2 separate regions of the Mus musculus genome follow, and region 2 is linked to region 1. A link is a loop called in an ENCODE intact Hi-C map of the cell type or tissue named here. Cell type or tissue: left cerebral cortex. All regions are shown on one strand.

Region 1 (2,500 bases):
CCGGGAATGTGCTATGTGGGGTCATCGGGCTCCGTAAGTGGCAGTATGATGTGTGGTCCCATGATGTGTCCCTGGCCAACAGGATGGAGGCAGCTGGAGTCCCTGGGTGAGGCTCAGCAGGGTAGGGACAAGGTCAGGGTGATCAGGGTGGGGCTGGGTGTGGAAGCAGGGGATGGAGCAGGCATCCCCCAAGTGGGTGCCTGGGCCATGCTGTTTGATCTGACATGTGTCTCCTCAGCCGGGTGCACATCACAGAGGCAACATTGAATCACCTGGACAAGGCATATGAGGTGGAGGATGGGCATGGGGAGCAGCGAGACCCCTATCTGAAAGAGATGAACATCCGAACCTACCTGGTGATCGATCCCCGGGTATGAGGGCTTGGGGGTGGGTGGGAGATGGGCAGCCTGGGAGCAGGGTCCCAACTTGAGGTCATTGACCCTCAAGACTGTGGTGAGGTGGTACAGACTAGCCCAAAACAGGAGGGCACTTCCTTGAACTGGGAACATTCAGGCATCGAGGAACGACCTCTTCGTGTTGCTGTAAGGTATGGGAGCAAGGGCCATGTCAGCAACTCCAGGCACATGCAGTTCCATGAGGCTAATTGCAGGAGTCAGGAACCCCATGCGAAGACTCTGGGAAGCAGGGGTAGCCAGGCAGCCTACTCCTGGAGTGAACAGGTCTGGGGTTCTTGGATGGCTGGCTCACATTGCCTTGTCTCTTGGAGCCCATCTCTCCCTGCTGGCCCAACTAGAGAGGCAGCTGTGCTTGTCTGCTGACTGCTCCAAGCTGGCAATCTGCTGCTTTTGCTGTCTGTGGCCTTGACCTCCAGAATCATCCTTGGACTTTTCTCAAGAATGCTGGCAGGGGCTTCTTCCAGCTCTCTTGGTCCTGGCCCTTGGGCATCCTGCAAGCCCACCTAGCCTGCACTTTCTGCTTTGGCTCCTTCATGTCCCCTTTATCTTGCCAATGTCCCCAGGGCAGTCACTGCACACGAGAGAATCCCTCCTCCCTGGTCTTCCGGCCTGCCACGTGTTCCTGTTTATTTATCCTCTTCCTTATTTATTTCACTCTGTGCTGCTAAGGACCACAGGCCCTCCGGCCTGCGGACCACCCAGCTCTGCTCTGAGCATGCACGTGGTGGCTTTGAAATGGATGAAGCCCCAACCTCAAAGACATCTGCAGACATAGTTCCAAAGCCCACCCCCAGGGCTGCCAGACTGAGCCAGGAGAATTGCAGGATGCTGGCCAGACTCCAGCCAAGCTCTGGAGAGACAGCAGCATCTGTGCTGCCCCGCCCTGGTCCCTCTTGCCAGCTCGGGTCCTCTGCTCACTTATGTAGCTGGCAGTTTAGAGGGGACTGTAGCAGTTTCTCCTCATCCCTGTCTCCAGCCAGCATGGGGCCAGAGTTACTAGCAGTAGAGAAGCCTCAGAGGAAGGTCCTCACCTCCAGACCTCGCAGCTCACCCTCACTGTGTGGCTTGGCTGTCCTCTGCATGGACCCTAGGACTTGCGTGATGGTGGGCGGTGAGGGTTTAAAGAGGTTTCTATTCCCAGAGACTCTGGAAGTTTCCAGTAAATTTGCCATTGTGCTTTGGCCCGGTCTGGGGCTGTAGGTGGCTGCTGCCTATTGATGTTGGCAGGTCTGAGGGGACAGACAGCTCTGAGGGAGGGGACCAGGATGCTGGGAGTGGGAGAGACAAGAGTCCCAGCAGACACAAGGTGGCCTAAGCTTGTGTCTGATGACTTTGGGGCTCTTTCTTTTCCTCTCTTGTCTCCTGCCATACCTGGCGACCCTGTCTGCGCCCAGGCATGTGTTAAGGGGGACTTGGGGCTCAGAGGCACAAGGGCAGGAGTTAGAGCTGGACCCTCACTCAGGGTCTGGCTAAGCCACTGAGATTCCAGCATGTGTTGGGCCCAGCAAGCATGTGGCAAATGAGCCTGGAGCTAACTTGAGGCTGGGTGTTGCCTTCAAGGCTGCCCTGGAGTGGGCCTGTGCCTTAGTGCTTGTGTCTCTGGGTTCAGGCCAGCACACATCTTTCTCCCGTTCCTCTCACCGGAAGGAGCATGTGTGAGCCACATGTGGGTGGGCCGAACAGGGCTTCTGATTACCCCTTCCTCGAGAAAGCCTGAGCTTGAGCTGTGTGGCCATCAGCCTCTTCCTGGCCTGGGGCAGGGATGAAAATTGAGGGCTGCAGCTAGTACCAAGGCCAGCCCATGCTCGAAGAATACTATAGGCTCAAAAATTAACATTTTCCCCTTTCCCAGACCAGCCAGTGCTCCGCATGTGTGCCAGGGATGATCGAGAGGGGAACAGGTGGGACACGTGATATCTGTGCTTACAGAGCCAGCAGCCACCCCCACCCAGCCACCACCTCTCCAAGCCCAAGGGGGACGCAACTCTGAAGATGCGGGCTTCAGTGCGTGTAACCCGCTATCTGGAGTCTTGGGGGGCAGCAAGGCCCTTTGCACACCTCAACCACCGGGAGAGTGTGAGCAG
Region 2 (2,500 bases), 51 kb before region 1:
AAGGCCAGGATCTTAAGTAGCCCAGACTAGCTTCAAACATGGTATATATCCAAAGATGATCTTGTATTTTTGGTTCCCTTGGCTGCCCCTCAAATGCTGGGATGCACCACCACATCCCGATAACTTGTTGCTAGTAATCAAAGCCAGGCCCTTGTGCATAGTAGGCAGACACGCCACAGCTGAGCTAAGTCCCCAGCCTGTCTTTTGGTTCTTCTCCTTAAATGTCACAGTGCAGCAGAGTCATCCCGAACAGCACTCCACTCCCTTTGCCATTTTCCACTTTTAAGGAAAGGAGCCTTGCTTTGGGCAACACTGGGGAGGGGGGAAGGCCAATTCTTTGATCATTTTCTACCATCTGCCTGTTAACACTCCACCTTTTAAACCAGGTGGAGTGTCAATCCCAGCACTCGGGAGACGGTGGTGGTGCACGCCTTTAATCCCAGCACTCGGGAGGTAGAGGCAGGCGAATTTCTGAGTTCGAGGCCAGCCTGGTCTACAGAGTGAGTTTCAGGACAGCCAGGACAGCCAGGGCTATACAGAGAAACCCTGTCTCAAAAAAACAAAACAAAACAAAAAAAAGCACTCCACCTTTTGTTGTTTTGTAGCTCTGCCTGTCCCAGAACTCACCATGTAGACCAGGCTGGCTTTGAACTTACATTTCAGGTTTGGGGTAAGGAGGAAGGGCTCCCCACCAGAACAACTGGATCCCAGTTATTTGAAGTAGACAGGGCCAGAGCTGCTGTGTGGTTTTTGAGGCTAAATTGGGGGGAGGGGGCGGGGACCAAAAGCCATCTGGTGGTGAGGAATTCCACAGTCTTCTGGTGCACAACAGTGTTTGAAAGCTGTTCTCCTCAGGCCACATTCTTGAGTCTTGCGGCTTGAGTCTTTGCTGGCATTCCATAGTGAGCCAGTCTGGGTTGACCAGCTTAACTAAGAGATGCAAGATTTTTGGCTTTTAATTGGGAACATTTTGCCTTTTAAGTAAAATGTTTTAAATTCCTTGTTTGTCTAAGAAGACCATTTTAAAACCAAGGAACTAGGGATCTGAAATAACCCACCTGTGTAAAACACACACTCTGTGTGTGTGTGTGTGTGTGTGTGTGTGTGTGTGTGTGTGTGTGTGTGTGTGTGTGTGTGTGTGTCTGTGTCTGTGTCTGTGTCTGTCTGTGTGACTTAATTTCATTTTATATTGTGTGTACATTTAAAGCCTGTAACATTTAAAGCATTTAAAACCTTTTGGAAGTTGTGGGATTCAGAGGAACTGCCCAAAGGATGGATACAAGTAGATGGTGCCTTTTCTTTCTTTTGTTTCTTTTAAAAAATAAAGGATGTATTTTCGTTTTTCTGTGTGAGCTTTGGCTGGTTTCTGTATGTACTGTGCTCATGCAATGCTCACCGCGGCCAGAAGAGGGCATCAGATCCCCTGGACCTGGAGTGACTGCTGTGAGCCATCTATCTTGAGTTAGGAATCCAGGTCCCCTTCAAGAGCTGTAAGCACTCTTAACCGCTGAGGCATCTCTTCAACCCCTAGAAAGATGTCTTAATGTTTAATGTTAACAATAAAAGAGAAGGAGGAGCTGATTAAAAGCTGAAGTGGCCTCTTGAAATGGAATATCCATTTTCAGAAGATTGACCACTCAGTTTCAGCTTCGTACCTCCAGCTTGCACTTAGGGCGCCAGGAATGTGGCTTTTCTTGAGCACTCTTCAAAGGACCGTAAGGGGGTTGCGCCAGGCCTCTCAGATTAAAATCCACTTCAACACCAAGTGCTTCCAAGTACCAGGCTTAACCTCGTCCCCACAGGCGAGGAGACAGGAAAGACCTGTCTGGAGTGAGGCAGAGAGCAAGGGTCTTGGGCCCTGCCAAGAAGGTGCAAAAAAGCATATATTTGGGGAGAAGGGGAAGGTGTTGTGATGCCAAGGCATTCTGAATGTCTCCCCCAACTTCTAGGGGAGCCACTTCCAAAGTGGTGAGCCACTGCCGCCACTTCTCACGTTTTAGGTTTTGAAATTAAGTGTTGACTTCCCAATACCCTTAAGTCTCTACGCCGGGGCCTCCTCTGAGTAATTTTCCTGAGTGCAGTGGTCACAGTCGCTATGACTCCAAATGGCTGTTCTTATCAGCCATTTGTGCAATACAGTGAGTGGGGCAGGGGACGTGGGTGTTGTACCTGGAATCGCATGCTCTGCGGTGAGCTACACCCTCAGTGTTTTTATTTTTCCAGAAGCGTTAGTTTAGCACCTGAGCCTAAACTCCGTGGGTGTGTGAAACCTTGCAAATCAGCCAGCTGCACCAGGTGTTTTGTCACAGTCGCCGGGTCGCCTGAGGCTTCGGGCAGGTGTGCTTGAAGTGCAGGTGTTTGCTTGCCTGAACATCCCCCTCCTCCCCTGAAGCTTGCCTTCACTTGTGCACACCACAGCTCAGCTCAGTTTCCTGGATTTCCCTCTTGGTAAAGTCTTGGCTGGGTGTCTGCCCATCTCGCTTCCTGTGCGCAGGCTGTA

What was found. Peaks named below come from ENCODE experiments on the same cell type or tissue, not always from the same donor. Only the 100,000 strongest peaks of a DNase experiment are listed, where the experiment ranks them.
Region 2: it touches region 1 in a loop (2.4-fold over the local background); 22 of 42 quality-filtered maps call a loop at or near these places.

Annotation. Positions count from the first base shown.
Region 1 is chr8:88,315,510-88,318,009 of GRCm38, forward strand. Adcy7 (adenylate cyclase 7) reads left to right here. Exons shown (of 28, transcript NM_001037724.4): 11 at 1-106; 12 at 239-371; 13 at 2,346-2,500. Among named protein-coding and RNA genes, the nearest start is that of Adcy7, 23 kb to the left of the region's middle. In left cerebral cortex, no CTCF peak of the experiment used is centred here; a DNase peak (open chromatin) is centred at 1,272.
Region 2 is chr8:88,264,927-88,267,426 of GRCm38, forward strand. No RefSeq gene overlaps it. Among named protein-coding and RNA genes, the nearest start is that of Adcy7, 28 kb to the right of the region's middle. In left cerebral cortex, a CTCF peak has its summit at 1,395 (motif pointing right); DNase peaks (open chromatin) are centred at 794, 1,410 and 2,414.